Linked DNA regions of Homo sapiens: region 2 is linked to region 1. A link is an interaction called in ENCODE POLR2A ChIA-PET data of the cell type or tissue named here. Cell type or tissue: endothelial cell of umbilical vein. All regions are shown on one strand. Links, peaks and the distances in the headings refer to the core of each region. The heading gives the core; the rest is flanking DNA.

Region 1 (2,500 bases), core at 1-2,500:
TCAAGTTAACATCTAAGAACATTTATTCTGTTTTTATTTACATAGTTAATCTCTATTTGTGGAGTAGAAAAGAAATAGAATCTTAAGACCTATGTAAATTCTTTTAATATTGTATGAAAGATCTATTTTGGGTAAAAGCTTTGATTCCTCTCTATCTAATAAAAGTTTTTAGAATACTGTGATTTTTATGAGCTGAGAAGGCTTAAAAAAAGTAGCACACATGTCACTAGCTAATCTTGTATAGCAGCCTTTTTTTATTTTATGAAAATTAAATACCATTGAAAATGTCAGAAAAAAAATAAAAAGTTCTCTTTCATGTGTTACAGAGAGGCATAGAGTTAAAGCATTGATTTGGTAGCTAGTTCTTTTTTTTTTTTGAGATGGAGTCTTGCTCTGTCGCCCAGGCTGGAGTGCAGTGGCGCCATCTCAGCTCACAGCAAGCTCCACCTCCTGGGTTCACGCCATTCTCCTGCCTCAGCCTGCCGAGTAGCTGGGACTACAGGCGGCCGCCACCACACCCGGCTAATTTTTTGTATTTTTAGTAGAGACGGGGTTTCACCGTGTTAGCCAGGATGGTCTCGATCTCCTGACCTCGTGATCTGCCCGCCACGGCCCCCCAGAGTGCTGGGATTACAGGCTGGTAGCTATTTCTTGATACTGACTTAGCATATGAGTTTATCTTAACTCTCATAAGATAGTCAAAACTAATTTTTATAGTGGCATAGATTAAATGTTTAGAGATTTTTATATGAAATTTTAAGAGTAATGTTTTTCAACCTCAATGTACAAAACATGTATTTTCATTAAAAAATTTTGAAATACATCACAATGTAAACCATTTTATATAATTCATAGTTTGAACTATAATTATTTACAAAGACAGTAAAAGGAAGAGCGGCTGTTTCAAAATAATACTTCAACTTGTAATTTTGACTAATTTCTTGTCTAAATATTTAAAAATATTTAATAATTATTCAGTGAACCAAGACATTTTTTATTTCAGGTGATAGAAGTATTCATTAGAGCAGAAGATGGCCTTTGTAGAGAGGTGGTAAAACACCTTAATCAGATTGAAGAACAGATCTTAGATCATTTGGCATGGAAACCAGAGTCTCCACTCTGGGAAAAAATTAGAGACAATGAAAACAGAGTTCCTACATGTGAAGAGGTTTGTGAAAATAACATCTTTTTATGAGAAAAATACATCAATATCTAATCTATTAATAATCCTTTTGGGGATGGGAGGGTGGCAATTAGGTTTAATATGTTATAATTACACCTTGTTATGAGAAAAATCTTGGACTGTAACGTCCCTCTCTACCCACAAATTGGGAAGGTGCCAAGAGACCAAAGAATGACTCAGACAAGTCCAGCTTGGTAAGTAGATAACGTTTATTAAGACTTACATATGGAGGAGGCAGAGGTGGTGGGGAAAAATAAAAGACTTATATACAGGGTACTCCTAGGTAGCAGCAGGACAGCTCTAGAGATCCTCGCCACCTCCCATCGCTAAGCTGCTTTTAAGCTAATTTTCTGGCTCTTTGCCTACTATGTGTGTGCACGATGGGACTGTTTTCCTTGGTAGTTTCTCAGATCTTCTCTGGGATGTTGGGGTTCTCAGGGACACCTGTTCCTTGGCTGGGCACCATGGCCTTGGCTCACTGCCTAGCCTTCAGGGTTTAGGCAGCAGACATACACCCTTAAGTAAGGTAGGTGACCTGTCACATTTCACCCCATGTCAAAGAGGAAACGAGTCAGATAATTTGTGGTTGTCCTAAGATTTTGGTGACAGAGTAAAAATTCAGTGTTCTTTCTTGATTTCCTTACCAAGTTTCTTTCCCATAGAGCAGTGGTCCAACCTTTTTGGCACCAAGGACCAGTTTCATGGAAGACAATTTTTCCATGGACAGGGTTGGGGGTTGGAGAGATTTTGGGATGATTCAACTGCCTTACATTTATTGCACACTTTATTTCTATTATTATTACGTGGTAATATATAATGAAATAATTATACAACTCACCAAAATGTAGAGTCAGTGGGAGCCCTGAGCTTGTTTTCCTGCAACTAGATGGTCCCATCTGGGGGCGGTGGGAGACAGTGACAGATCAGCAGGCATTAGATTCTCATAAGGAGCATGCAACCTAGATCCCTTATGTGTGCAGTTCACAATAGGGTTCACACTCCTGTGAGAATCTAATGCCACCACTAATCTGACAGGAGGCCAGCACAGGCGGCAATGTGAGCGATGGGGAGCAGCTTTAAATACAGATGAAGCTTTGCTCGCATGCTCACTTGCCTGCTGCTCACCTCCTGCTATGTTGCCCAGTTCCTAACAGGGTCCATGGCCCAGGGGTTGGGGACTCCTGCTTTAGAGTGGTTGATATTCAAACTCTCCAAACCAGTAATGAAGTTTGACTCATATTTAGTATCCAATTACAAGGTTTTGAATTTTTTGACTGCCAAAAGTTTTTTTTTTAACTTTATTATTAAAATGGGAAA
Region 2 (5,227 bases), core at 1,603-4,102, 77 kb after region 1:
TTAAAAAAATAAATAAATAAAATAAATAAATAAATAAATAAATAAATAAATAAAAAGAAAAAGCTCTGGAAATGGGTAGTGGTGATACTTACATGAAATTGTAAATGTGCTTGTATGGGTCCCTTCTTGCTTTGCTATAAAGAAACCTGAGACTGGGTAATTTATAAAGGAAAGAGGTTTAATTGACTCACAGTTCCACAGGCTGTACAGGAAGCATGGCTGGGGAGGCCTCAGGAAACTTACAATCCTGGCAGAAGGCGAAGGGAAGCAGGCACGTCCTACACAGCCAGGCAAGGAGAAAGAGAATGAAGGTGGAGGTACTACACACTTTTAAACAACTAGATTGTGTAAGAACTCACTCACTATCACAAGAACAGCAAGGGGGAGATCAGCCCCCAAGATCCGATAACTTCCCACCAGGCCCCTCCTCCAACATTGGGGATTACAATTTGACATGAGATTTGGGCGGGGACACAGATCAAACCATATCACTGCTTAATGCCACATAATTGTACACTTAAAAAGATCGAAATGATAAGTCTTATGTTATATACATTTTAATCACAATCTTTAAAAAAACAAACAAACTAATAAACTGGAAAAAAGAAAAGCCAGCTACAATGGGCCTCTCTAGGCATAGGGAGATCTTTCTAAACTCTACAGGGAACAGACCCATAAAGTCAGCGGAGAGACCCATAGAGTCAGTACGCATCTCCTGGGATCAAACCCCATGGATGCAGGCTTCTCTCTCGATCTCTGTGCCTCCGTTCTCTTAATAAAGTGAGGATACCAACATTGCTCACCTATTTGGTATGTAACAAGACTGAGTGAAATATGTATTCATATTGCATGAACAGGCATACGTATGAACAGGCATATGTAAAGCATTCAGCACAGTGGCCGGTATACAGTAAGTGCTCAATGATATTAATAGCTACTGATACCACTATCATCATCACCCATGCATACAGGGAAGTGTCTACCTTGACCCTGATCTCCATTCCAAAGGCGGGATGTATTTTGAGGGTGATGAAAATATTCTGGAATTAGTGGTGATGGTGGCACGACCTTCTGAATATACTAAAACCCACTGAATTGTAGTATGCTTTAAAATGGTGGATTTTGTAGTACATAAGTTATATCTGTTTTTCCAAAGGAAGATTATACAGTCACATAAAGTTTTCTGTGATGTAGACAGAATTGTGTGTAGGCGGTACATATTTGCTAAGCCTCAAAGTCATGGACACCACACACAAGGGCGATTTGCCAGCATAGCAGAGAAAGGCTTGCGTGCTGCTGATAGTTTGTAAGAGCTCCCCTGGGGGTGTCGGTAAGCAGCCCGGCTCAGACCCTGGGAGGCCCAGTCACCTCTGTTCTCTCAGAAAAACAAGAAGCCGCAGCATGGACCCATCATCTTGCAACACGTGTGATAACCTCCTCTGAACCTCCAGGCCTGGCGTGAAGGATGTCACGCCTGTTTAGCCACCCGTGGGGGTCGATACCTGCCACACATGCAATTGGCTGGGAAGGTGGCCAGCCTGAGTCTGAGGTCTCCCCTTGACCAGGCAGCAACATTAGCATCCACAGCGGTGTCAACACCTGCCTCCCAGCAGGTACCATGCATGATAGGTGGCTTGTCTTCATGGACAAACTCTGAAGACCGGGGACCACTCACCTCCTGACCTTGCCTGTTTCCACCACAGCCTCGGGGCCAGCCATACCTGGCTCTTTAGTTACCTACTGAAAGGGAGGAGTGGAATCGGACCTTCCGGTGGCAAAATCCAACAAAAACCCCTGGCGTGTGGGGTATCCCGCTGAAATGGAATCAGGCTCACCAACATCCCAAATCCATAATCTCCCTGCCCCTTCCACCTTCACACACACCGCCTCCAGCTTTTGCCCTGCCTTGTCCCTAGAATCCCTTCTTACCTTGGTTCGTAAGATAAACTTGCAGGGCAAGAGGGATGGAGGAAGATCAGCCACGAACCAGCAATCCCAGCCTCACTTGTAAGCAGGGATAACACCGGCCTTGAAAGACAGCTCGAGCAGAAGGTGGGACGATGCCGATCACCTTGGAGAGGTCTCGGCCATCTTGAAGGAAATGCTCAGAAGGGGCACCTGCTTCACGGTGTTAACAAGAATGGGCAGCACCTGCTTCGGCGCCACGGGGTCAGCATCCGCGCGGGCCGCGCCCCGCACCTGGCAGCTGCTGACACAGCACCGGGACGCATTTCCTGCCTGGGTCACTCAGAGGCGCTCAAGCCTAGGATCCAAGCTGGAGGGCTGGGTGCGGAGAGTATTTGGCAGGTGTTGTGGGAAGGCGGGAGGTGTGAGCAGGGGACGGATTCAAAGTTTTCTTGTAACCCGGAGACTGGAATTTTGTGAATAAGTTGGAACTATTTCCTTCTGGGACAGGAGAGACAATTCCTGCTCATACTGTTTGTGTGATAAGACAGAAATCTAGCAACACCCAACCCGAATCCATCAAGAGAAGAGTTGGAAAATGTGTGGGCTCTCGGGACAGAGGAAGACAGAACAACAACCAACATTTCAGTCTGGAGGATAATCTCCAAGGCTCAAATATAGGTATTCAGGGAAACATTGCCCCACACACGAAAACTTCAATGCTACTATGATTATTTAGGAAAGATATCATGCTTAAATATTCACAGTGTATTGTCTGCCAATCATACCTCAATAAAGCACATGAAAATTTAAAAGATATTAGCCGGGCGTATTGGCTCACGCCTGTAATCCCAGCACTTTGGGAGGCCGAGGCGGGTGGATCACGAGGTCAGGAGTTTGAGACCAGCTTAGCCAACATGGTGAAACTCCATCTCTACTAAAAATACAAAAAATTAGCTGGGTGTGGTGGCAGGTGCCTGTAATCCCAGCTACTCGGGAGGTCGAGGCAGGAGAATCGCTTGAACCCAGGACGTGGAGGTTGCAGTGAGCTGAGATCACGCCACTGCACTCCAGCCTGGGCAACAGAGTGAGACTCTGTCTCAAAAAAAAAAAAAAAAAAAAAGTTAGATATTATTAGCGACCTGCCCCTTGAAGTTTAGGTATCAGGTCTCATTGACTTCTTGAACAGGGAGGAAGGGCAGGTGTGACCCACACTGTGGGGCGGAGGCTTCTGGTGTTCAGGTGATTTGTTGGAGGTCGGACAGGCAGAGTGGTGGAACTGGGCCTCTGCTAAGTTTCCACGAACATTTATGAGCTTGTTGTGGGCTGCTTGGTGGGAAAAGTGTCAGGGAAATATTACAGGGAGTGTTAAGAGAGAGTTCCTATTCAGGAGTTGCCCCTGACTCGCTGTGTAACTGAGCAGCTGATGTCTCTCTGGGCCTCAGTTTCTTTATCTGTAAAAGGGCTGCGAAAGGTCTCTGAGACCCCTTTTTGCTCTGGGAAGCCAAAGGTGATCTGTGAATAGTTTTTCTAACTTAAAAGCAACGTGTCAGGTGCAGTGGTTCATGCCTGTAATCCCAGTGCTTTGGGAGGCCAAGGTGGGCAGATCACTTGAGGTCAGGAGTTCGAGACCAGCCTGTCCAACATGGTAAAACCCTGTCTCTACGAAAAATACAAAAAAATTAGCCAGGCATGGTGGCACATGCCTGTAATCCCAGCTACTTGGGAGGCTGAGGCAGGAGAATTGCTTGAACCCGGGAGGTGAAGGTTGCAGTGGGCCGAGATCGCACCACTGCATTCCAGCCTGGGCAACAGAACGAGACTCTGCCTCAAAAAAAAAAAAAAAAAAAAAAAGCAATGTAACCTCTCCATCCCACCCAAATATTGAAAAGAAGGACCCATCTCCTTTCCCAAATTAAGCAGCAGTTGTCTTTCTAATTATAACTTTGATTCTGCTCTGAAATCGGCAGAGCAGCTTCAAACTTTAGGATCTCTCACTGAGGATCCTAAAGTTATGAGTTATCTAACTCCAATGTCTTAGTCATTAAAGTGCCAGCGAATTATGTGTATGTGAATCAAAGCATACTTTTGGGTTTAAGACTAAAAGGTTCGAATATCTGGGGTGTGTGTGTAAGAAAAACGACGAATATCAGCCATTAGAAAAATCAGCTCACTTTGAGACCTCCATGCCATTATTGCCTCCTTTAATATTGCTGACAGTCTCTTGCAAATGTATCACAAGTTGGCATTTATTAGTGCGAGGCACAAGTAAGGGGCATGTTATTTGATTTGAATAACAGCTTGGAGCTACAGTTTGAGTCCAGAAATATATTAGTCAGAAACAATCTCATTTAATAACACAGAAACTAATAAAAGAAAAGTATTCCAACTGATTCAGAATTGAATTTATGAATATTGCTTTAGCAGGATTAATGATCAAAACCCCAACCTGTTTGTCACGTTATAACTGACTTTTCCATTTAAATGCAAAACCAGAAGTCAATGAGTCCAAAAGATTGTATATTGCTTTGAAGAAAACCAGTTCATTTTACATGTAAGCTTCCAAATTGGCAATAAACTTTAATTACAGGGTCAGATAATCAAATTATAATCAAATAGCCTCACATAAAAATCTATGTTTGAAATTAACAAGACACAAGCCTGCCACTTGGTATCATTGCACCTCTGTAACTTACTAACAGACATTTCATTTTCATTTAAAAGTCACCTTAAGGACTTTCTCCTCAATTTCCACCGTGTAGCTTAATTTTATTTAGAAAACATTTCATTCTTAGACCATGCAGTCCTTCAGATTTTCATATTCAGCTCTACATTCCCCCGCCCCTTCTCACCTTGGGGAGGTCTGTTTTACAATTGATGATGGGATTTCCAAATTGGGATGATTGTAACCCTTTCCAACTGAGAGGTGTCTATACTGGGAAGAACCCTTGATCTGGTGTCAGGTATCATTGGACAGAGGCAGCATCCACACCATGGGACTGAGTGGCCTGGAAAATTTTGCCAGAGGAAAAAAATGTGTATAGCAAGCTTGTCCAACCTGTGGCACAGGATGGCTTTGAATGCAGCCCAAAAGAAATTTGTAAACTTTCTTAAAACATTATGAGACTTTTTTTGCAATTTTTTTTCTTTCTTTCTTTTCTTTTTTTAGCTTATCAACTATTGTTAGTGTTAGTGTATTTTATGTGTGGCCCAAGACAATTCTTCTTCCAATGTGGCCCAGGGAAGCCAAAGATTGGACACCCCTGGTGTATAGCTTAGAAATACTTAAGTTATTTTGAAATCAGCAAATGCATTGGCAAAT

What was found. ChIA-PET counts read pairs that join two places held together with the same protein. Peaks named below come from ENCODE experiments on the same cell type or tissue, not always from the same donor. Only the 100,000 strongest peaks of a DNase experiment are listed, where the experiment ranks them.
Region 2: POLR2A ChIA-PET joins it to region 1 with 11 read pairs; 2 of 35 experiments call an interaction of 5 or more read pairs at or near these places.

What each region holds. Positions count from the first base shown.
Region 1 is chr16:53,464,435-53,466,934 of GRCh38, forward strand. It overlaps RBL2 (RB transcriptional corepressor like 2), which reads left to right. Exons shown (of 22, transcript NM_005611.4): 13 at 1,004-1,168. Among named protein-coding and RNA genes, the nearest start is that of RBL2, 31 kb to the left of the region's middle. In endothelial cell of umbilical vein, for the core only: no CTCF peak of the experiment used is centred there; a DNase peak (open chromatin) is centred at 1,347.
Region 2 is chr16:53,540,246-53,545,472 of GRCh38, forward strand. It overlaps LOC105371269 (a long non-coding RNA gene), which reads right to left. Exons shown (of 8, transcript XR_933588.4): 8 at 4,093-4,913. Among named protein-coding and RNA genes, the nearest start is that of AKTIP, 40 kb to the left of the region's middle. In endothelial cell of umbilical vein, for the core only: no CTCF peak of the experiment used is centred there; no DNase peak of the experiment used is centred there.